2 separate regions of the Mus musculus genome follow, and region 2 is linked to region 1. Evidence: chromatin loops called from intact Hi-C (ENCODE). Cell type or tissue: heart. All regions are shown on one strand. Links, peaks and the distances in the headings refer to the core of each region. The heading gives the core; the rest is flanking DNA. Region 1 holds the start of Shld2 (shieldin complex subunit 2). Region 2 holds the start of Bmpr1a (bone morphogenetic protein receptor, type 1A).

Evidence for each region. A loop is a pair of places that touch in the nucleus more often than their neighbours do. Peaks named below come from ENCODE experiments on the same cell type or tissue, not always from the same donor. Only the 100,000 strongest peaks of a DNase experiment are listed, where the experiment ranks them.
Region 2: it touches region 1 in a loop (3-fold over the local background); 5 of 42 quality-filtered maps call a loop at or near these places.

What each region holds. Positions count from the first base shown.
Region 1 is chr14:34,304,685-34,315,109 of GRCm38, reverse strand. It overlaps Shld2 (shieldin complex subunit 2), which reads left to right and starts at 4,593. Exons shown (of 10, transcript NM_001360074.1): 1 at 4,593-4,943; 2 at 6,016-6,070. Glud1 (glutamate dehydrogenase 1) reads right to left here and starts at 4,383. Exons shown (of 13, transcript NM_008133.4): 1 at 3,768-4,383. The coding sequence starts at 4,212. In heart, for the core only: no CTCF peak of the experiment used is centred there; DNase peaks (open chromatin) are centred at 3,209, 3,799 and 4,489; H3K4me3 peaks cover 3,927 bases; H3K27ac peaks cover 2,821 bases.
Region 2 is chr14:34,497,429-34,507,853 of GRCm38, reverse strand. It overlaps Bmpr1a (bone morphogenetic protein receptor, type 1A), which reads left to right and starts at 5,308. Exons shown (of 13, transcript NM_009758.4): 1 at 5,308-5,459. In heart, for the core only: no CTCF peak of the experiment used is centred there; DNase peaks (open chromatin) are centred at 4,653 and 5,033; H3K4me3 peaks cover 4,405 bases; H3K27ac peaks cover 5,142 bases.

The DNA.
Region 1 (10,425 bases), core at 915-8,914:
AAATGATTACAGTGGTAAATTCAATTTCTTCTGGTCTTAAGCCAAAAATCTCACCTGTTCAGTTCTTTCATGGGCCTATTAATCATTACCCACTTTTCTGAAGTTATGTGCACTGGTGCTTAGTTTCCGATTATGACTTGCAGATTCTACACGGTGTGCTGAGACACCCATAACTACTAGTTAAGTGTCAATGCTTACAGAATGGGAGAAGGGAAATATGTAGTATACACTGTGGCAGGTTTCAGAGCTCTTCATTTGTTTGCACATAAGGACTGGGGACACATGGCTTTTACGAAATGACATGTCTGTATAAAGACAAACAATTCTGCATTTAACTAAAATGTATTACAAACACTACTTCACAGCTGAGTGCTAAAGGATCTATGAATTATATGGCTTATAAAACAAGTTAACTTTTGTATTGCATTTCGTAGCAGCAAAACACAGTTACACAAGATACTCATCTAATGATTTGAGGAAGTTCTAACACAGGAGAAAGAACCACTAACGGGAAAACTTTAACTAAATATGAGATGAAGACACTGAGGGGCAAGATAGAAAACAAAGAAAGTGGCTCCTATAGTCAGTTGATCGCTAAACCCTTTTTTTTTTTTTTTTTTGGTTTTCGAGACAGGGTTTCTCTGTGTAGCCCTGGCTGTCCTCAAACTCAGAAATCCGCCTGCCTCTGCCTCCCGAGTGCTGGGACTAAAGGCATGCGCCACCACGCCCAGCTCCCTTCTGAACCTTTTTAACTTTTCACCGTATGTGTCTGAATGCTTTGCCTGTATGAATATACATCCGTGCACGATGCCTGAGGAGGGCAGAGCAGGCACAGCTCCACTGGCCCTGGAGTTCTGGATGGCTCTGCATCACCACTGGGTGCTAGGAATCAAATCCACAAGAGCAGCCTATGCCCTAACCACAGTGCTCTCTCCAGCCCCTCCCTACACTGAATTCTAAGAACTTTACACTAAAACTGGTAGCAGAACAATCTGTTGAGAAAGTTGTTCTCTTCAGAACAGATGCTTCAGGAGAGACACATACAAATGGAGAGGTGAGGGAAGGCACCCACCACAAACACAGATTTACCCTAGCAAACAACTGGATGACAGATGATGTACCCAGAATATCATGTCCACCGGGAACAATCTCTGCTGTGTTTGAAAACATGTCAGAACCTTTGAACAAATCTTGTCAAATCAATTGTTTATTACAGTATCCATCTTTGCTACAAAAATAGATTTTTTGTTTTTTGTTTTTTTTTGAGACAGGATCTTATCTATGTAGTCCAGGCTGGCACTGAATTTCAGATTTTCCTGTGTTACAGAAAATCAGGTACGCATATGGCCATACCGGGCTACTGACAGAATCCAGGCTTTGAGTTCCAGCTCTTATCTAAGTCTCTGGTCCTCTGTAAATCCTTACCAGAGGCAAATCTAGTAGCCTCAGTTAAATATGACTTAGGAAAAAAAAAATCACAAAACCAAGTTTTATTAAATATTTACTTGAAATAAAGTACTCACCAGCACTTCCAGGTGGTCTTTACTTTAAACTATCTCTTTTCACTATAGATTAGACTATTGTATTGATTCAGTACAGGATTTATTCCTGTTTTTTGAGATAGGGTCTAACTGAGTGGCTCAGCTCTCAGAGCTAGGATTGCAGCAAGTCACCAGACCTGGTTCAGCCTCGAGGGCTTTATTTTAGGAAACTCAGGTGTAAGGTCGCTGTGGAGGAAAGGTTAGATAGAGAGGGCTCAAGGCTGGGAAAGGGATGTCAAGGAACAGATGAGGTCTCTCGTAATAAACACTGGGAGAGCCGATGAGGCAGGAGGATCAAGAACAAAATTCCCAAAACACTATGAGAAGACAATTCACTTAGGCATGGGACAGGGGGCGAAGAGGCAGTGTGATGTTAAATAAATGTAATGGTTTACTTTGTAGAACGTTACTTTATCTTGCTGTATCATCATGCAATGCTGTTACTGTTAACTAACTACAAACGGGTTTCTCTATTTCTGCTCTGTTCACTCCACTTTGAGCAAGTGCTTTGGTTACTGTGATCTGGTAAGGCTGATGATATTTGTTGCTAGGCTCAATATTTTGCTATTAAAACTTCTGTGACAAGAGCACTTAAAATAATAAAACTACGGCAAACTCAAATTGCTTTAATGACTAACAAGACAGAAAAAACCCACCAAATCACAGGATGCACACCCTCTGTAAAGACAAGGACAGTTTAGCATTTGCAATACAATGCCTCTGGCTCGACAGACATCCTTGTTTGTTCTGGAGGGGGGTAGAATTTGAGTTCCCGGCTTGTGGGGGAAGGAGGGAGGGAGGGAGGGAGGGAGGGAGGGAGGGAGGGAGGGAGGGAAGGAAGAAAGAGGAAGGTGAGGTGTAGGAGAATGACTACCCCTTTTATATAATTTTGAGCTGCATGGGAAATCAGAGGTCAAAGTGGTTCCAATGGCTTCTAGCAGAGGGAACTACAGGGCTAAGGGACAATTAGGCTCCAAAGGGAGATCCTAGACTTGGGTAGACTCAATGCGAATTTGGTAAATCATTAAACCTTTTGCCACAACCTTTGTTCCACCACTGGGAACACCATCACAGCCCCAGTTTTTCCAGTGCAGAAACATTTCTATAGTTTTTAGTCAGCTGGTAGTAAAAAGACTACTGGACAGAACCGAGGCAGACAAAGGTCTAGTCCTGCAATTCTCAACCTGTGGGTCCCCCGTAACCCCTGAAGGGGTTGCATATCAAATATCCTGCCTATTAGATATTTACATAACTACTCCTAACAGTAGCAAAATTACAGTTATGAAGTTGCAATGAAATGAATCACTGTTCTAGTCTAACCTCTGCTCACTTGCCAATTCAACCTCCATCAAGACTCCTACTCAATACATTAAGTTTAAGCAACAGAAAAAAGGTGGTTTTTCTTTTAATAGTCTTTTTTTTTTTTAAAGCACCTTTAACGCTGTATGATTGTGTACTGTAGTGGAGAGAAAATGAAAAACGTATTTTTCTTCCCTAAAAAAAGGCTGTAAGCCAATCTACACACATCCCAAAAGTTTAAACCACAGGATACCCTGGTAACTACCAAATCTAACTGATTCAACTCCCTAAGGACTCTACCTTTTGCCTAGGCTCAATTCTGGTACTAGCCAGGACAAGAACACACCCCCAGGGCTATTTCATTCTATTGGCTGGCAGGCAGTTCTGTAGTCTACACCCTTTAGATTTAATGTCAGGTCGCCCTGTTTGTCAGAGACCTTACTCTGCTCGATATTTTACATTTTCCAAGGGGAGAAAAGAGGCACAACACAAAAAGCCATCAGTGTAAAATTATAATAATTTAGAAGATTAGTAAGCTGCGCTGGTTAATCAAACTTTCAAGATTCCAACTCCAAAAAGAAGATAATTTTTCTCTGTTCTTGTATCGTCGGCTGCTGGCGTTAAGGGTTCACGGTCTATGACATGACAGGCACCGAGGCTAAAGAAAAGCTGTACAGTGTCCTCAGTGAAGTCAGCATCAACACAAGCAGAGGCTTGGGGTGAAGACTTGCCCAGTAAAAAGGCTGGCATATTACGTGGTAGTTTTAGGGCGGAAAAAAAAAATCAGTATCCTCTAAGGCTGCCACACCCGAGGCGGGGGAGCCCGAAGCGGGGCACGGCCTGCAGAACTGGGCTGGGCCGAGTAGCGGCCCGGGCTACGGGAGTCTGGAGGGGAGGGAGGACAGAAAGGGGCCGGAGGGCGCTCACCTCCCTTGCAGGGCGTGCGGTGCTGGCTGTGCTGGGCCCGGTAGCCTTCGATGACCTCCCAGGAGCCGTCGTCGCGCCGGATGGGGAAGGAGAGGCTCAACACATGGTTGCAGGGCTTGATGATCCTCAGGATGCCGCGCACCCGGTTCCGCTTCTGCTCCTCGCTCTCCCGGGTCTTCAGGTCTTCCACCAGCTTGTCCTCTACGATGCTGGCGCCGCGGTCGAAGAAGCCCTCCACCATCTTGAAGAAGTTGGGGTCGTCTTCGCGGTCGGCGGCCGCTTCGCTGTAGTGGCGCCGGGCGACCGGCGTGAGCCCGGGTTGCGGGGCGGCGGAGGGCTGTCCGCGGGCCCAGCCCAGCAGCGCGGCTGAGTCTGCAGCCGCAGAGCCCAGGGCAGCGGGCCCGGCGCGGGACAGCAGCAGCGCTTCGCCCAGACGGCGGTACATGGCGGCGGCGGCGGGCTGAGGCGAGTGCGGCGGGAGCTGTAAAGACCGGAGCTCGCAGGCCTGGACCGCGGGGAGGAAGGGCTGGGCGCGAGCTGCCCTTTTAAGCCGCGGCTTCCTGCTTGTCTGGCTGTCCCCTCCCCTGCGCCGCTTGTCGCCCCACCGGGAGGACGGACTTCGGCGGCCGCGCGCCGCCCAGGGCGCTGGGCCTCGCCTCCGCCGCGGCCTTGCCCGGCCTCCAGGCGGCGGCGCGTGCGGCTGCGGCGGCGGGGGGCGCGCCTTTGCAGATGGGCTTGGTGCGCATGCTCGCGGGCGGGGGCGGGGCTAGCGTGGACGCGCGCGGGCTGCGGCCCGGAGGCCTGGGCTCCTGAGAGCGGTCGGACGCGGCCGCGGCCCGGAAGGTCGGTCCCGTGTGCACGCGCGGCGGCCTGGGAGGTGGAAGCGGACTGCAGGGAGGCCTCGCTGGCTGGCCAGCAGCCCCGGCCGCATGAGTCACCAGGCCCCTCCTTTCCGCCTTGGGCCGGAACGGTGTGCGGATCCGCTGCGCGGCCGGCCGGAGAGTGACGCCGCGCCGAAGCCGAAGAGGCGCGGGGCAAATCCCGACTCATCCCGAATCCGACTGTTGAGGAACCGGGAAAGCAAGAAGCCTCAGGACAGGAGGGAGGCCCTGACCCCACAGGCCTTTACTTTGCACAAGGTTTTAATTTGTTGTAGGCAACTTCAGCGATTTTGAGGTAAAACAGTTATGCAAAGCATTGTTGACTCTTTCGCGTGCCACTTTATTTTACCTTTTTTTTTTTTTGAAAAGTCAGGGCCCCTGTAGCCCAGGCTTGCCCAGAACTCATGGGAACTTGCCTGCTTCTGCTCCCCCAGCCCACTCCCCTGAGTGCTAGGATTACAGGCTTGAGTCAGCACACCCGCACATAGTTGTAACTCCACCATTGACTGAGTGTGTGCCCCTCTTTTGGAATCACGTCCTAAAGTAAACTAGAAATATAATGTCTCAGTATATATATTTAATTTCTGCGACTCACTTTATGGATCAGGCTGGCCTTGTCTGAGTGCCTGAGTGCTTAGATTAAAGGAATGTGACATCCTGTGTGTGTGTGTGTGTGTATATACACACACACATATATATACACACATATATATACATATATATATACATACACATATTATTTAAATGGTCTAGGATCTGATTACTAAGTTATAATTTTCACAATGGTAGCCAGGCTTGAGTGCTACACTCTGGGAACCCCAGAACCTGAGAGGTGGGGGCAGGAGGATAGAGTTTGATTCCAGCCTGGGCAACATGAGATACTCATTTTTCTCAAACAAAGCTACAAGAAAATCCAGTTGAACACACACACACACACACACTAACATCCTTTAAGTCAAGCTACCTATCACGTGCCACATTACTAGTAAAATCACCCCAGAGTGCCTTGGCGATTTTGTAAACCCTTGGACTTTGTGACACTATTCATCTCTTACATGACTTTATTCATCTACTAAGCATGAAAGAGAAATTCTTAGTTCTTAAAATGTTTTGTACACGTGAAGTGACAACCTAGACCAGTTAAGTTGCATTCATTTATCTCAGCGAACTCTAAAGCAATATTGAGCTTTCCTTCCCAGTGACTTATATCTTATCTTATTTGCTGAGTGATAACCGTTAACTGTATTTATTATGTATTAATATTAATTACATCAATATAAACAGTGGTTGATATAATAAAATATAGTTATATTTGTAATAAACAATAAATGATAACCATTAATTATATTTGTATTGTGTTTTTTTAGCAAAAAAGATTCTCCGGCCTGCAGCATGATTTTGGCTTGATGTGAAAAGATTAAGGTACCAAATTTCCTTTTCACTTGATAATATTATCACTCTATGATTTTATATTACACAAAACAAAACATTCTACCTAGAACCTAAAGTTTCAAAAGAATAAGACTCCCAAATCCTGAGGTTTAAGCATTAGCCTGACTAGTGTCTGTGAGCACATGGAAGCATATCTTTTGATATATTGTTGTTTTGAAACAAGAGTCTCACATTATAGCCAGGCGTGTCTGTAGCTCACTGTGTAGCTCAGTGGGATTGCCTGTTAAACTACCATATCAATTTTCTTTACTGATAGTCATAGCCTTAAAAAATGTTTAATAGCTGGGCGTGGTGGCTCACACCTTTCATCCCAGCACTTGGGAGGCAGAGGCAGGCGGATTTCTGAGTTCGAGGCCAGCCTGGTCTACAAAGTGAGTTCCAGGACAGCCAGGGCTACACAGAGAAACCCTGTCTCGAAAAAACAAACAAACAAACAAAAAACAAGAAATAAGTTTAATATTACTTTTTCTATGCTTTAGTTACCTAAATTGAAGACATTTTTCGAAGGGAGAAGAAATATAAAGAAATATAACTGTAGAAGTTATTTTATTTAAAAAAAATTCATATCTCTTGTGTGTTAGTATGTTAAAAATAGATAAGGTCTATGGTGCTGTCTGTAATCTCAGCACAGGAGGAATCAGGCTGAAGCAGGAGGATTGCCATGAATTTAGGCCACAACATTCATGTCACATAATGAACTCAATAGCCAGAAGGACACTGTCTTAAGGGGAGGAAGGGAGGAAGCAAACAAACTTAGAACTCTGAGAACCTGAGAATATAGTTTTTTATTAAAACATTTTAGTAATGTTTTAACATTACATGCAAGTTACACAAAATATAACATTACATGCAAGTTACACAAAATCTAACAATCTAATGTTTTAACATTACATGCAAGTTACACAAAATCTAACAATCTAATGTTTTAACATTACATGCAAGTTACACAAAATCTAACAATCTAATGTTTTAACATTACGTGCAAGTTACACAAAATCTTGGTAGGTTTTAAAAATTAGAGTGAGCAGGCATGTTAGCACATGCCCATGCTCTTTGGCAGAGTCAGGGTGATCTCTGATTTGGATTGGAGCCTGGGTTATATAGTGAGGAACCCTCCCCCCAACTCTCTCACATCCCCCAAGAGAAAGAGTGAACTTCTCCAGGCCCGCCTCTTTAACCCCTGTTTAGAACACAGATGGAGTTTTCCTTTCTTCCAGAAGGAGGTACTGTGACTCCTTACTTACAAGGACAGCCTGAGGCTTGGGGGCACATTGTTGGATGTTCCCCTATCTAATAAGTGGGCGAAGAGTCAAACTTCATATTTGACTCCAAAATTGTTATCTTTTCTTATCCAAAAAGCATATATTTGCTCTACTTAATTTTACATCTGACTGCTGTGTAAAGTAGACAAATAATATCCAAATTACAATTTAATTATGCATAGTAATTTCCATTTCAAAAGGAGACCAAAATTTAACTTGAAAGGAATTTTAGTCTTTGATGGCATTCAACAAAGACCAATTGGTTTTCTGCCTTTGGGGTTGATACAACTTTTCCTTGCTATTTTACAATCTTGCTCTGTTCTTGATTCATAGTGTTCTTTTGTGCTTTCAATTAGTTGAAAAAAGATTTTAGAAGAGAGCTGGAATTTATACATATAAATATATGAGCAAAAATCATTGGATGAATTATTTAGTTTGAAGGGCTGTATACGTTTTCTATTCTGTACATTTTATTTAAATGTAATCAGTATATGATCTTTAGAGGTTATCTTCTTTCACTGAACATGTTTTAAAAGTATATTCATTGATGTAGCACGTGTCACTCTCCACTTTACTGCCTGGTTGTACTTCTCTCTTTCATGATCTATCACTGAGCTATACCCACAGTGTCACACTTCCCCCACCCTTCAAGACAGGGTTTCTCCGTGTAGCTCTGCTGTCCTGGAATTAGCTCTGTAGACCAGGTTGGTGTTGAATTCACCTGCCTCTGTCTCTGGAGCCCTGGGATTAAAGGCGTGTGGCACCATCACCTGGCTATGAACATTTTTGTAGAAGTTTTTGTGTAGAAATCTTTTCTCTGTTCTCTTAGGTGTCTAGGTGGGAAGTGTAGGTGTGTGGTAAGTTTGTGTTTGCCGTTTTGAGAAACTATCAGATTGTTTCTGTGATTGAACTATTTTAATACCTGTTGTCCTTGTAGATGGGCTCCCATTTCTCCTCACCAGTGTGTCTCTGTCCTTTTGATTATAGCATCTAGTGGGTGTTAAGTGGAATCACTGGCCTGTGCTTGAAGTCTGATGATGTTAGCTTGAGCACCTTGCTGTTGGCTTCTTATTGTACATGGCTTTAGGGATGTGTCTTTAGATCCTTTGCTCATTTTAAAAGTTTGCTTATATGTCTTTTATACTTGTCGTGTAGCCCTGGCTGCCCTATAATTCACTTTGTAGACCAGTCTTGCCTTGAACCTAAGGAGCTCTACCTGTCTCTGCCTCCTGAGTGCTGGAATCAAAATTATACGCCCTCATACCTGGCTCACTCACCCTTTCTTGTCTTGTTTTATACCTTAGGTTTAGCCATTAACTTACATAGCCCAATCGTAGGCAGTCTTGCCTTTTCAGTACTGAGTTTACAGGCATAAGCCTTGATCCCTGGAATGTCCTTTTATTTATTTTTTTGAGGCAGGGTCTCATGTAGCATAGTCTGGCCACAAATCTCTCTGTAGCTGAGGAAGGCCTTGTACTCTTGATCTCTGGCAACCGTTGGTATTACAGGCATCTACCACCTCACTTAGTTCCCTTTCACTAATGAACTGTGAGAATTCTTTTGGTACTCTAAGTTTTTTGTTAGATATGTGTTTGCAAGTGTTTCCCTCCTTTCTAAGTGTTATCTTGTGTATATAATATGATATATATACTTATATGTCTTAACTTATTGTGTAGAAAATAAAACTGACTAAACGTGTTGTTATGTCATTTTATTTATCCACGTGGCCATTCTTTTAACTAAAACTTTCCTCTTGTATGTAGCAGGGTGTGCTGCTGCAGCACATGTGTGGAGGTCAGAGGACAGGTTTCCGGAGTAGGTTCTCTTTGTGGAACTGGGAATCTATTCCGACCATTAGACTTGGCAGCAAGTGTCTTGACCCACTGAGTCACCTCTCTGGCCCTCATTCATTTTATATCAGCACCACACTTTTTGATTATTCTAGCTTTTTCATTTGTTTAGAGACAAGGTCTCATGTAGCCCAGGTTGGTCTCAAACTTGCTGTGTGACTGAGACTGGTCTGTCCTCACCTTCCAAGTGCTTGTTTTATAGGTGTCTCCCTCCCTCCCTCCCTCCCTCCCTGTCTCCCTGTCTCCCTTCTTCCCTTTTCTTTCCCTCCCCCTCTCTCTATCCCTTCTTCCCTTTCTTTCTTTTTTTTTTTTTTTTTTTTTTTTTTTTTTTTTTTTTTAAAGATTTTTATTTATTATTATAATAAGTACACTGTTGCTGTCTTCAGACACACCAGAAGAGGGTGTCAGATCTCATTACAAATGGTTGTGAGCCACCATATGGTTGCTGGGATTTGAACTCAGGACCTTCGGAAGAGCAGTCAGTGTTCTTACCCGCTGAGCCATCTCACCAGCCCTTCCCTTTCTTTCTTGATCTCTCTCTCTTTTCCTTTCTCCTTTCATTATAGTTTTGTTTTATATTCCAACCTTGTTCTTTTTTTTGTGATTGGTTCTATGCCACTTGAATTTCCATATAAATTTTAAGATCTTGCTGATCTTTGTAAAGAATTCAGAATTTTGATGATTATGTTGAATCTATAAATCAATTTGGGACAGTTCTCAAAACTTATAAGAGAATGGAACCCAGAAATTCTGTACAATTATAGAACTGGTGTGTCAGTGGTGAGCATATTTCAAACTGCGAGCTCTTTAATATCATGAGAAGAACTGAAAATCTTAAAGACTACAGTAATATGTTTTATATTTATAGATTTGTACACATCTGACTTAAGTATTTTTGTAGAATTACCTTTTAAGGTATCAGTCTATGATTCCAAAAAAATGTGTAGTAAACTAATAAAAATAAGATCTGATCTTTGAGTTTCCGTGTGTGTGTGTGTGTGTGTGTGTGTGTGTGTGTGTGTGTAGGGATGAACCAGAACATGATGTCTTTGTCTTAGCTTCCCAAGTGCTAAGATTGCAGTCTGCACCACCATTCCTAGTTTGCACTTCTTTAGGCAAATTTATTGCTAAGTAGTTTGCTTTACTATTTTGTAAGATGTGGTTTCATCGTGTAGTGCAGGCTGACCTTGAGTTTGATCTGTAGCATAGTCTA
Region 2 (10,425 bases), core at 908-8,907, 190 kb before region 1:
CCTCAATAAGCCCATATGTCTGTTTCCACAGTCTGTCTGTCTGCCCTCCCTCCCTCCCTCCCTCCCTCCCTCCCTCCCTCCCTCCCTCCCTTCTTTCTTTCTTTCTTTCTTTCTTTCTTTCTCTTTCAAAGACTGGGTCTCCTCATGTAGCACTGGCTAGCCAGGATCTGGCATTCAACTCAAGACATCTGCCTGCCTTTGCCTCACCAGTGCTGGGACTAAAGATGGCCCATGTGTAGCTTCCATGATGATTCTAAATACCATCAAGTTGACAAATAGAATTAGTCACACCTGCCCCCCAACACACACACACACACACACACACACACACACACATTTTTAAAAAATACTTTAATCATGTGTATGTGTAAGTCTGAGAGTACATGCACATATGTGTAGAAGGTTGTGGAAGCCAGTTGTCAGCTGTAGCTGGAATTACAGGCTCTTGTTAGCCACCCAGTGTAAGTGCTGGGAAGTGAAGTTTTGGGTTCTGTCAAATAACAGTACATAGTAGTAATCGCTGAGCCATCTTTCCAGTCCCTCACATACATACTTTTTCAAATATATGCTACTCTTGGATTCTTTTCTTATCTATTTTTCTTTCTGTTGGGGATTGAACCTACATCCTTGCACATATGCAGAAGTACCAGACCTTATCCTCCAGTTATTATTATTATTGTTGTTTTGTTTTTCAAGCAGAGTTTCTTTCTCTCTGTAGCCCTGGCTGTCCTGGAACTCACTTTGTAGATCAGGCTGGCCTCAAACTCAGAGATCTACCTGACTCTGCCTTCTGAGTGCTGGGATTAAAGGCATGTATCTCTACCACCTGGTTGCTAGCTAGGATATTTTTACCAGGCAAAAATTATTCATAGATATTCAGCACATATATGCATATGTATTTCCTCTATATAACATTTTATGACATATAGATATATACATTATGTATTTTTTTCTGGTTGAAAATTCTAGTGTAATAGGTCACTAACTTACCACCCTCAGTGCAGGAAAGGACAGGATTTGTGCGGGGCTGAGTGGGAGCAGGGCTGGGAGGAAATGAAGTGCCATGGGTAGCCCCTGATAACCAGAGAAGTGAGCTAACAACAGGTGCTAGTCCAGGAGAACAGTTGGCATCAGTATACCCAGTCCCAGGAAATGGGGAAAGCACTCCTGATAAGATGGGTAGACTAGTCAGGAACACAGAGTGCACAAGGAAAGAGCCAGAGTCACAGGGTGGCCAATCTGTATCCTAGGACCCGGGTGAGTCCAGACGAGACGGAGAAACTTGCAGGCTGGCAGGGCAGGATTTCAGTATAAAAGGGCTGAGGTTAGGGATGTGGTTTAATAGGGAGAGTGCCTGGCATGCAGGCAACCCTGGATGGAGCCCCAGCAGTGACAGTAACCCAGTGATGTGGCACCACCTGTAAATCCTAGCACTCAGGATCTAACAGCAGAAGTTCAAGGTCATTGTCTTCCAGGGAGTTCCAGGCCAGCTTGGAGCACGAGTCCTTGTCTCAAAAACAAATAAATGCATGGCTCAGTGGGTGAAGGCACCTGCTGACAAATTTGACAATCTGAGTTCAATGCCTGAAACCTACACTCGAGAAGGAGAGGACCAGTTCTGGAAATTCCTTCTTGCAGGTTGTGCCAAACATGTACCGACTCCAAGAAACAAACATACAAAGGCACATAAAAGGGCTGTGGGTCGGTTTCTAGAAAAGGGCCAAGGTCAGGGCTCCCCAAGTGTACAGAGAAGAGGGATGCTTAACAAAAGTCAGGCTTGGGCTTGAGACAGAAATTCTGGGAATCCTTTCTGCCCCGTGGCCTAGGGAGGGACTAGATGCCAAGGTGAGGAGGAACAGGGAGCACGGACTAAGTGGTGCTGCTTTGCAGCGATAGCCCCAGGAAATGTCTTTGAAGCAAAGCAAAATTAACATAGAGAAAGGAAAGGAGAAAACGGTTTATAAGTAAAATACAAATAGGACAAATAAATAAGAGAAATAAAATACTGTATGTAAGCTATGGTAGAGTATCATTATTAAAATGATATGGTAGTATCCGGGCTGAAAATTGCATGTGTCCCCTCTACTCCCCATAACACATTTATCCATTTAATACTGGGTTTGCAGCAAACCTAAGTGTCACTTGCCACGGGCATCCCTCCACTGGTCTTTCCTGAGCTCTTATCTCTATACCCACAATGACTTACTGCTGCCTTTTGCCTCATAAAATCTTTACAACAGGAAAATGACTTGGGGCGGATTAACTCGGATTAATCTATTGAACTTGGGTCCCTGAAGGCAGAAGTCCCTATTTCACTACAGATGACGTAATCCTCAGTTTCCTTGGCCGATCCTCACCCTTTTCACATAGTCATGCTCACCTTCTAACACTGAAAGGGTCATAGTGACAGGGTTCAGAAGAGCTCAGAGGAAATCCATGCTTATCTGTCTCACTCACTTAACAGACACCGGGCAGCAAGTATCTAACAAGTAGTACTGCAAGCCAGGAGCTAAGGTCGGAGGAGAGTGGAGAACACACTGGCCAGTCTTCTCCTGGAGTTTAAACCCTAAAGGGTGGAGGGGTTCTGTTCATAAACTAAATAAATTCGGATAATAAAAAGCAACATAAAGAAAACGAGCGCCTGGAGTATTAATATAGAATAGGTGATTAGAAAGTGTTCTGAAGCCTGGTTGACAGCAAAGGCCTTCAGTTCCAGCACTTGGGAGGCAGAGGCCAGCTTGGTCTACAGAGCAAGTTCCTAGACAGCCAGGGCTACACAGAGAAACCCAGTTTCAAAAAAATAAAACAAAGGTAGCCGGCGCATTGTGGCGCACGCCTTTAATCCCAGCACTCGGGAGGCAGAGGCAGGCGGATTTCTGAGTTCGAGGCCAGCCTGGTCTACAAAGTGAGTTCCAGGACAGCCAGAGCTACACAGAGAAACCTTGTCTCAAAAAACCAAAAAAAAAAAAAAAAAAAAAGTGTTGTGGAGGAGCTGGGAGCTATCAGTATCAGGTAGGAATGCTTCCTGGTTTGCTTAGGCAACAAATGCCAGTTTTAGAACCTGGGATAAAACTGACTGCCCAGAGGAAAAGGCTCATTTCTAGTCCCTTCTATTAACCTACTTAAAGGAATTCTACGGCATTACAGAATGTTAAATTGGACCTTGAAGTGTTGCCTTTGACTTTGGGGGCCAGACCATACGTGTCCAGATGTCTCCTTGGGCTTCTGGCTCTGTTCATTTAGTGGGCAGGCAAACCGGAGAAACAGGCTGGCATGCTGATACATGCCAGGAACCCAAAAGCAAACCATGTCCTGGCCCAGTTCACTTGGCTGTGGACTGTGATGTGCTAAGGAGTTAAGTCTGGGTACTAGGTGAGTTGATTTAAGGAGAACGTGAGAAAGCCAAGCTACAGTCCCAAACACTTGAAAAGGATCTTTTTTTTGTGGAGAAGAAAGCTATGACTTAATAAAGCTCCGTGCCCACTTTGCTCTTATTTCAGTAGCATGTAACTCAAATCAGGCAACACCAGTGTGTGTATTCCAGTCTTGGTACACTAAAGCTCCAACCTGAGATTCTTGTCTATTTCACAGACTGATTCTAGCCCGCAAATCAAATTAGGATGCAGAAGTCACACCATTTGGTTCACTTGCCATGGTCTTCTCTGTCATAACACATGGATAGGCATAAGGCCTTTGGCCAACGAGTTCAAATCTCTTAGAACAAAAGGTCTGCTCTTTCTTTTCAAATTCAAGAGGGGTGGTATATAGAAATATCCGGAAAGAAAAGTCACCATTTTTAGTGGATGCAAGAAACCTCTCTGATATCACACTATTCCTTCAGTGCAGTGAGAATATTGCAATGACTCAAGACCCAGACAGCTCAGAAAAAAGACGAGAGAATGTGACTCAAATGTAACAAAAGACAATGGAGGCACTGATGGCCCTAAAGGCAAAAGCTGACGGAGGAGAAAGGGGGCACGAAGGACAGTTAGTTAAAACTAGAATATAAGGGACTGTACATATTTTCAGCTGAATATGAGGGAATACCGTGGGATCTAAGTTTTGTTTTGCTTTTTCCCTCCAGGCCAGAATGTGTGTAAATACACAAGTATGAAGTGCCTGGCACAGTTTCTTCCTTCACTCTTTCTTCTGTCTATTTTAAACAATTTCCCAAGAGATTTATAGTTTTCTCAGAAAAGTGAATTAACAGAACGAATACGAAATATTTGTTGAAATACTTAAACGGAAGAGGTTATATATTTAACGACTGGTTTAAAAAGGGATTATCTTTTCCTTCTTCATCCACAGGCCACTGAATACTTTTAAGGGCATTTTGCATGGCGAATGAGAGGGGAAAGGGAGAAAAGAGGTAGTGACAGTTCTTTGCATTTTTCTAAAAGGATGGAAAGAGCCTCGGGAGGGTATCCGAGGTCACTCGGCTGAGCCAAAGGTGGATTGAGAGTCGTATTTATAGTCCGCTGACTTCAGTTCAGCCGGCTCTCGCCGCTCCTTATCTTACGCCCGAGGAATTCGCAGGCCCGCGGATCACAAGCCACCCCAGCGGCGGGGCCCCCGGGCCGAAACCAGGCTTTCGCTACGTGATCCGGAGAACGCGTGCACCTCCACGTTCCTCCCGGCGGGCCAGAACCAGAGAGCACCGGGGGACGGGGAAGGGAGGGGGTGAGTAATGAATGCAGTGTGCCTTACATCTTTCTTTGCAACCACAACTACGAGACGGGCAACCGATCCCGCACCGGGAGCCTCGGTGCCCTCGGAGCCACCGGGCCGCTTCTCCCGTGGAGCCCGAGCTCCGGCTCTAGAAGGAGTGTGCCCGCATCGTCCACTTCACGCAGCTTTGCCCCAGTGGGCCCCTCCGTCACGCGTGCGGTGGCGGCGGCGGCGTGCGCTGAGGGGCGACCCCCTCCCCTCGGCAAACCTGGCGCCCCCGTGCCGGCGGCCGGGCCTCCTTCCCGGCAGAGGGGCGCCGAACTCCACGGGCCCTTCGGGCGCTTCCGCCGAGCTCTCGGCTCGGTTCGTGTCCGGGGCGGGGCCGGCGCCCCGGCGCGGGTGCGCGCAGAGCTGGCGGGCCCTTCCCAGTGCGCGCGCGCCGGCGCCTCTTGCTCGCCCGAGCCGCCCCTCCCCCCTCCCCCGCTGCCCCTCCCCCGCCCCGCGAACGAGCGAGCGTCCTCCGCGGCTGAGGCGGCAGAGATTGGAATCTGCTTGCCCGCCGCGCGGAGGAGGAGGAGGAGGAGGGCGGAGGGAGGAGGGAAGGGCGGGGAGGGAGGCTCGAGCTCCCGCGCGTCGGCCCCGCGCGAGACGACGACTGTACGGCCGCGCGAGGGGCGACCGGGCCCGGGCCGCTGCACGCCGAGGGCGGAGGCCGAGCCGGGCCCCGCCGCCCCGCGGCTGTCCGTGCCCGCCCGCGCCGAGCGCCGGAGGATGAGTTTCTCGGGATCCCGGTGAGTTGGCGGGTGGCGACGGAGTGCGGGTGCGCCGCGGGAGGCCGGCGAAGTTTGGGGGCGACGGTGGCGGCGCAGGGGAGGCCGCGACGCGCCTCCGCGGGGCCTGCGGGAGAGACCCCCCGGCCCCGCGGCCCGGCCCGCCCGCGCTTGCCCTTTTGTTCGCCTTCGCACCACTCCGGGGACGCTTCTGGAAGCCTTAAATGGGAACGGTGCTCTGCTCCCGCTCCGGAGCTGCGCGGCGGCTGCTGCGGGGACTGGGTCTCGGGACCCTGCTAGAGAACGAGAACGAAGCGTGTTCAGTGCGGGGACGGAGGCCGGGCGAAGTGCTCGGCCCGCCCGCCAACTTGGCTGCGGGAAGGCGCCGGGTTTCCCCCTCCGTCCCTGCGAGTTGGTTCACCTGTTGTTCTGCGCGGCCTCCGCTGCCATGTCTGTTGTGATTCTGCACTTCGATTTCGTAAAACTTTGTGCTGGGTTGCGTTACATCCCCCCAACCCCCGTTTCAGACTCCTAGCGGAAAGATCTGGCAAAGAAAAGGAAAATTAAAAATTAAAAAAAAAAAACCAAAACCAAAAATCCCAAACCTCCAACGCGGCAGGGAAGAAAAATAATAACGCCGTGTGTTAGTCGTGCCTGGCGTTTTTGTGACTTGTAAGTCGTGGTGTGGATCTTTTTCATTTGGTTAAAGAGCTGCAGGCTTTCTCTTTTAAACAGCTTACAAACCGTTCTGACTACATGATACGAACTTAGCACCGGTGTCACGCCATTTACTTCTTAAGATAACCCTGGTTATTGTATTCTTTGTTGCTTTAGAAGAGGAAACCGAGACGCAGAGGTTTAAATAACTTAGATAAGTGAGCCGGGATTGAACCCAGGGACGTCGTATTCAAGAGTATGGCCTTCTTACTAAAGCAAAATTGTGCAAAGACCTAGGAGCGTTGTCTAGTTATTCACGAACTCCTGTGTTGCTTCAGTTGTAAACCGACTTGTGTTTGCTCGTGAGGGGAAATTAAACTTCGAGATAAAATAAAAGGTAATTTAATGCTTATCATTGTTCTCGAACTAAAAGATGTTGAACAAAACTATCTTAGTTTTTGTTTTTTTGTTTTTTTTTTAGTGTCAGAACTAAACTATGAACACTTCTTGGGAACCCAGAGTTTATGGAAAACAGATTTAAAATTGGAATGGGTTTTTAATTAAACCTGTACTCTGTTTTATATCCTCGCCGCCGCCCCCCCCCCCCCAAATCTAGGGGGAGACCTTTTTAACTTTCTTTCCTTCTCCCTACCCTTTTAAGAGTGAAGAGTTCACTGGTTGATCTTTGGTTTGGATTTCTTCTCCATTCTATTTTCCTTCTAGAGGACCTCCTCCCACTTACTAGTTAACATTTTGATTCATTTCCTTTTCTTACCGATTGGGGCATGAATTATCCTCTCTGTTGTCTTGTTGTTTTTGTTGTTGTTGTTCCTGTTGTGTTGATACAGAGTTTCAATACATAGCTCAGGCTGGCCTTCAAGTGGCTGTAGACCAGGCTGGTATTGGATTTTTAAAAGTACACATGTACTTAGGATCTTATAGTTTACAAAAACTTTTCTATAATTTTGCTCTTCTCTCAGGCTGTTATATTTTCTTTTCAAATCATATTAACATTTTGAAGTTTTTTCTTACAAAAGTAATAAATAGTCACTAAAGAGAAATTGCAAAATAGAGCAAAATTGAAGTAAGATTAGAGTGCAGTCATCCATAACCCGTCCTGTGGAGGCTGCCAGGAGTGGACTTATTTTTCCTGCTCCGACTCTGGTGACCATCCATCGACTTAACTCCTTGTTGACAGGATTTCACATTCACAAAGGAGCTGTAGCTTAGTCCCATCTAAACACTGGACTTCTCACCCTTAAAACAGAACCTTGCCATGTTTTCATCAGTGTTTCATTGGAGGGATATGTGCTGTATTCTGACACACTAAGGGTGGGGGGCAACCACACATATTGTCCCTGGACCCGTGGAGCTTAAAGTCTAGTGGGGGAGACATGTGGAAGGATGAGTTCTATATAATTAAGTGTAATTGTGATGATAATTAAAGTGTAGGGTATTATACAGGCTTACAGTGGAGACCTGACCTGGTGCTGGTGCTGCTTAGAGAATCTAGGAAGACTTCTCTGAACATGTTACTTTGCATTCTGACATTTGTTAGGGAGAAGAATGAAGTGGGTGAAAAGGGGGCGTCAGTGCCATGGCGACCTTATTCCCCTTTGCCTTCTTTCTACCTCTGTTCTTCCTCCTTTCTCTTAACGATTTCCAGGTCTCACTTTTCCCATCACTTAAAAAAAAAAATGTTTCTTAGTCCCATGAATTGTTACATTCATTTCTGTGTGTATGCTTGCAGGAGTGAGCCTTTCCTTCTACCATGTGGGTCCTGGGTTCAAGTTCCGGTCCTCAGGCTTGGTTGGTGGCAGGCACCTTGACCTGCTGAGCTGTGTGGCTGGCCCGCCCATGAATTACTGTTCAGATTTTTCTGTCTGATTATTTCTCAAATCCTGATTCGTCTCTGAACTTGAGTCTTTCTGGTGCTTTATGTAAAACACTGTGCCTGGCAATGGAGCTTAGATGAGCTCTTCCCTAGCCCTGGCTGGCTTACGGTGCTCTGTCCCTGCTAATGGAGCAAGCCTAACTCTTTCCCCAGGCCTTCCCATCCAGTCTGTAGGCAACAGCTATACATGCTGCTTTCTTTCCTGATACCCTGACTTTCTTTGTATTCCTGCCAACTCTGATACAAGTCTTAGTTTGTGTTAGTACAGGGAATTATAATTGTCACAGAATCATAGAGTAGCTTTCCTTCTTGCTCTCTTTTCAGGAGCAGTTTGAACTGGGATTGTTGTCCTTGAATGGCTGGCATATACATACATACATAGATACATACATACATATATACATACACATATATGTGTGTATACATATATGTGTGTGTGTGTATCTGTGTATGTATGTATGTATATGTGTGTGTGTGTGTGTGTGTGTGTGGAGGAAGGGGGTTTGTGGAAAAAAATAGTGTATATATTTTTTTTCTTGATTGATTGTGTGCCTTTGTGGGCACATGTGTGGAGGTTACAGGAGATTTCATAGGAATCAGTTCTCTCTACCACGTGGGGTCTGGGTATTGAACGCCACTGGGCAGGCTTGGTGGCTCGCACCTTTATCCCCGGGCCACCTCACTAGCCCCAAGTAGTGTTTTGTTTTTGTTTTTTGTTTCTTGTTTTTGTTTTTTATCTTAGGAGTTTAAAACAGCCCTTAAACAACCACATAGAGGTTTCTGGGCCCGGGCTGCAGTCAGTGGTAGAGTGCACACTTGTATAGATATGAAGCCCTTGGGTTCAGTCTTCAATACCAAAGATCATAGGGAGAAAAAAAAAAGGAGGCTCTTTTGGGAAATTTTTCTGTATGGATCTGGAATTCATAGAGATTTGGGCTGGAGGAAGACAATCTGGAGTGATTATCATATAGATTGTGTATTTTGACAGCAAGATTGATTGGGTAGTTCTCAAAAGTGACTTTCTTGCAGTTTGACAAGCCCAATGTACATTAAGGGAAGAAAAGCCCTATCCCCACCATATTAAAAAGAAACCTAGAAATGAGTGTGACTGAATCTAGTGGTGTAATTGGATTCTGTCATTTTGGTGGGTTTTTTTGTTTGCTTGTTTGTTTTGTTTTTTTGTCAGTACATTTTCTGGCAGAAGAGGGTCACTGGTAACTAACTATGAGCTTACCTGGGCCTGCCTACTTTCAGGAGAAAGGAAACCTTTTCTAGTTGCATAAATCTGTTTCCTACAGAGATGATTATGCGTGGAGTGTCTGGGCCTTCCTTATCCACTTCCTTACCCACTTCTCTCTCAAGATCTTTTCAGCACCACCTGTAGTGGTCCTTCTAGAACCACGTGGGTTGGGCCAATGGTAGTTTTCCTAAAGATAGCTCTGGAGAGAGAAGGCAAAATCCATTTGGTTCTTAGCCTTCTAAGGGTAATTCTTTTAGAATCTGAAGAAATACAAAATAATTTTGGAGCAATCTCATGGTTATACTATGGACTTCTTCCCAGGTTCTACTGATATATTTAGCAAAGATCACAAGCAATAGCAGCTTAAGGCCTGAGTAAAGAGGTTGACAGCAAGCAGTTGTCTAACTGTAGTTAGTTAAGATCTACATAGGGGACGTTGCAGGGATCTTACATTAGTAGATAACAAGGAAACCTGGCTTGTCTACCACACATCTGTTCTAGAATGTGATTTGTAGAGTAAGGATGTTTGTGATGTGTTCAGCAGTTTAAAACATTTTTTTTACAATTATGAGAGCAATATATCTAGTATGGATAATTTGAGAACTATAAAAAATTATCCAAAAAGCAGTAAGACTTTGAGTTTCCCATTTGGTGAAAATGTCTGGCACTGTTTGTTTCTATTGCAGTGTAGCGCTGCAGTCTTGGATATCACAAGAACCTGTTGGAATCTGTTGGTTTCTTGTCTCAAAAGTCAAAGAGAACATGTGAACTCTCAGGTCATTTTCCCATTGCAGAGAAAGAAAGGAAAGGAAGAGGGCTCATCTTGATGTAAACCTGAGTTCTAGGAAGGGATCCACATGCCGGAGGGACAGAACCTACCCCTACGAGTTGTCCTTTTACCCCCATGAGTGTAGTGCACTGCTGCTCAATGTAGTAAAAACAAAACAAGACAAAACAAAAAAACAAAAAAAAAGGAAGGAAGAAAACTTCCATGACTTCAGTGCAGAGCAGTTAGTTGCTGATATTGCTGATTATGCTTTGGGTCCTGATGTGGCATTGCTGGGTTTCTGACTTTTGCCAGAAAAGCCGCTCATTTAGCCTTGGCAGTGTTTCCAAGTAAGAAAGAGCTTATGACCAGTGATGTTCTCTTGGTGAAGAAAAAGTACTTACAGATTACTGAAATCGTTTTACTCATC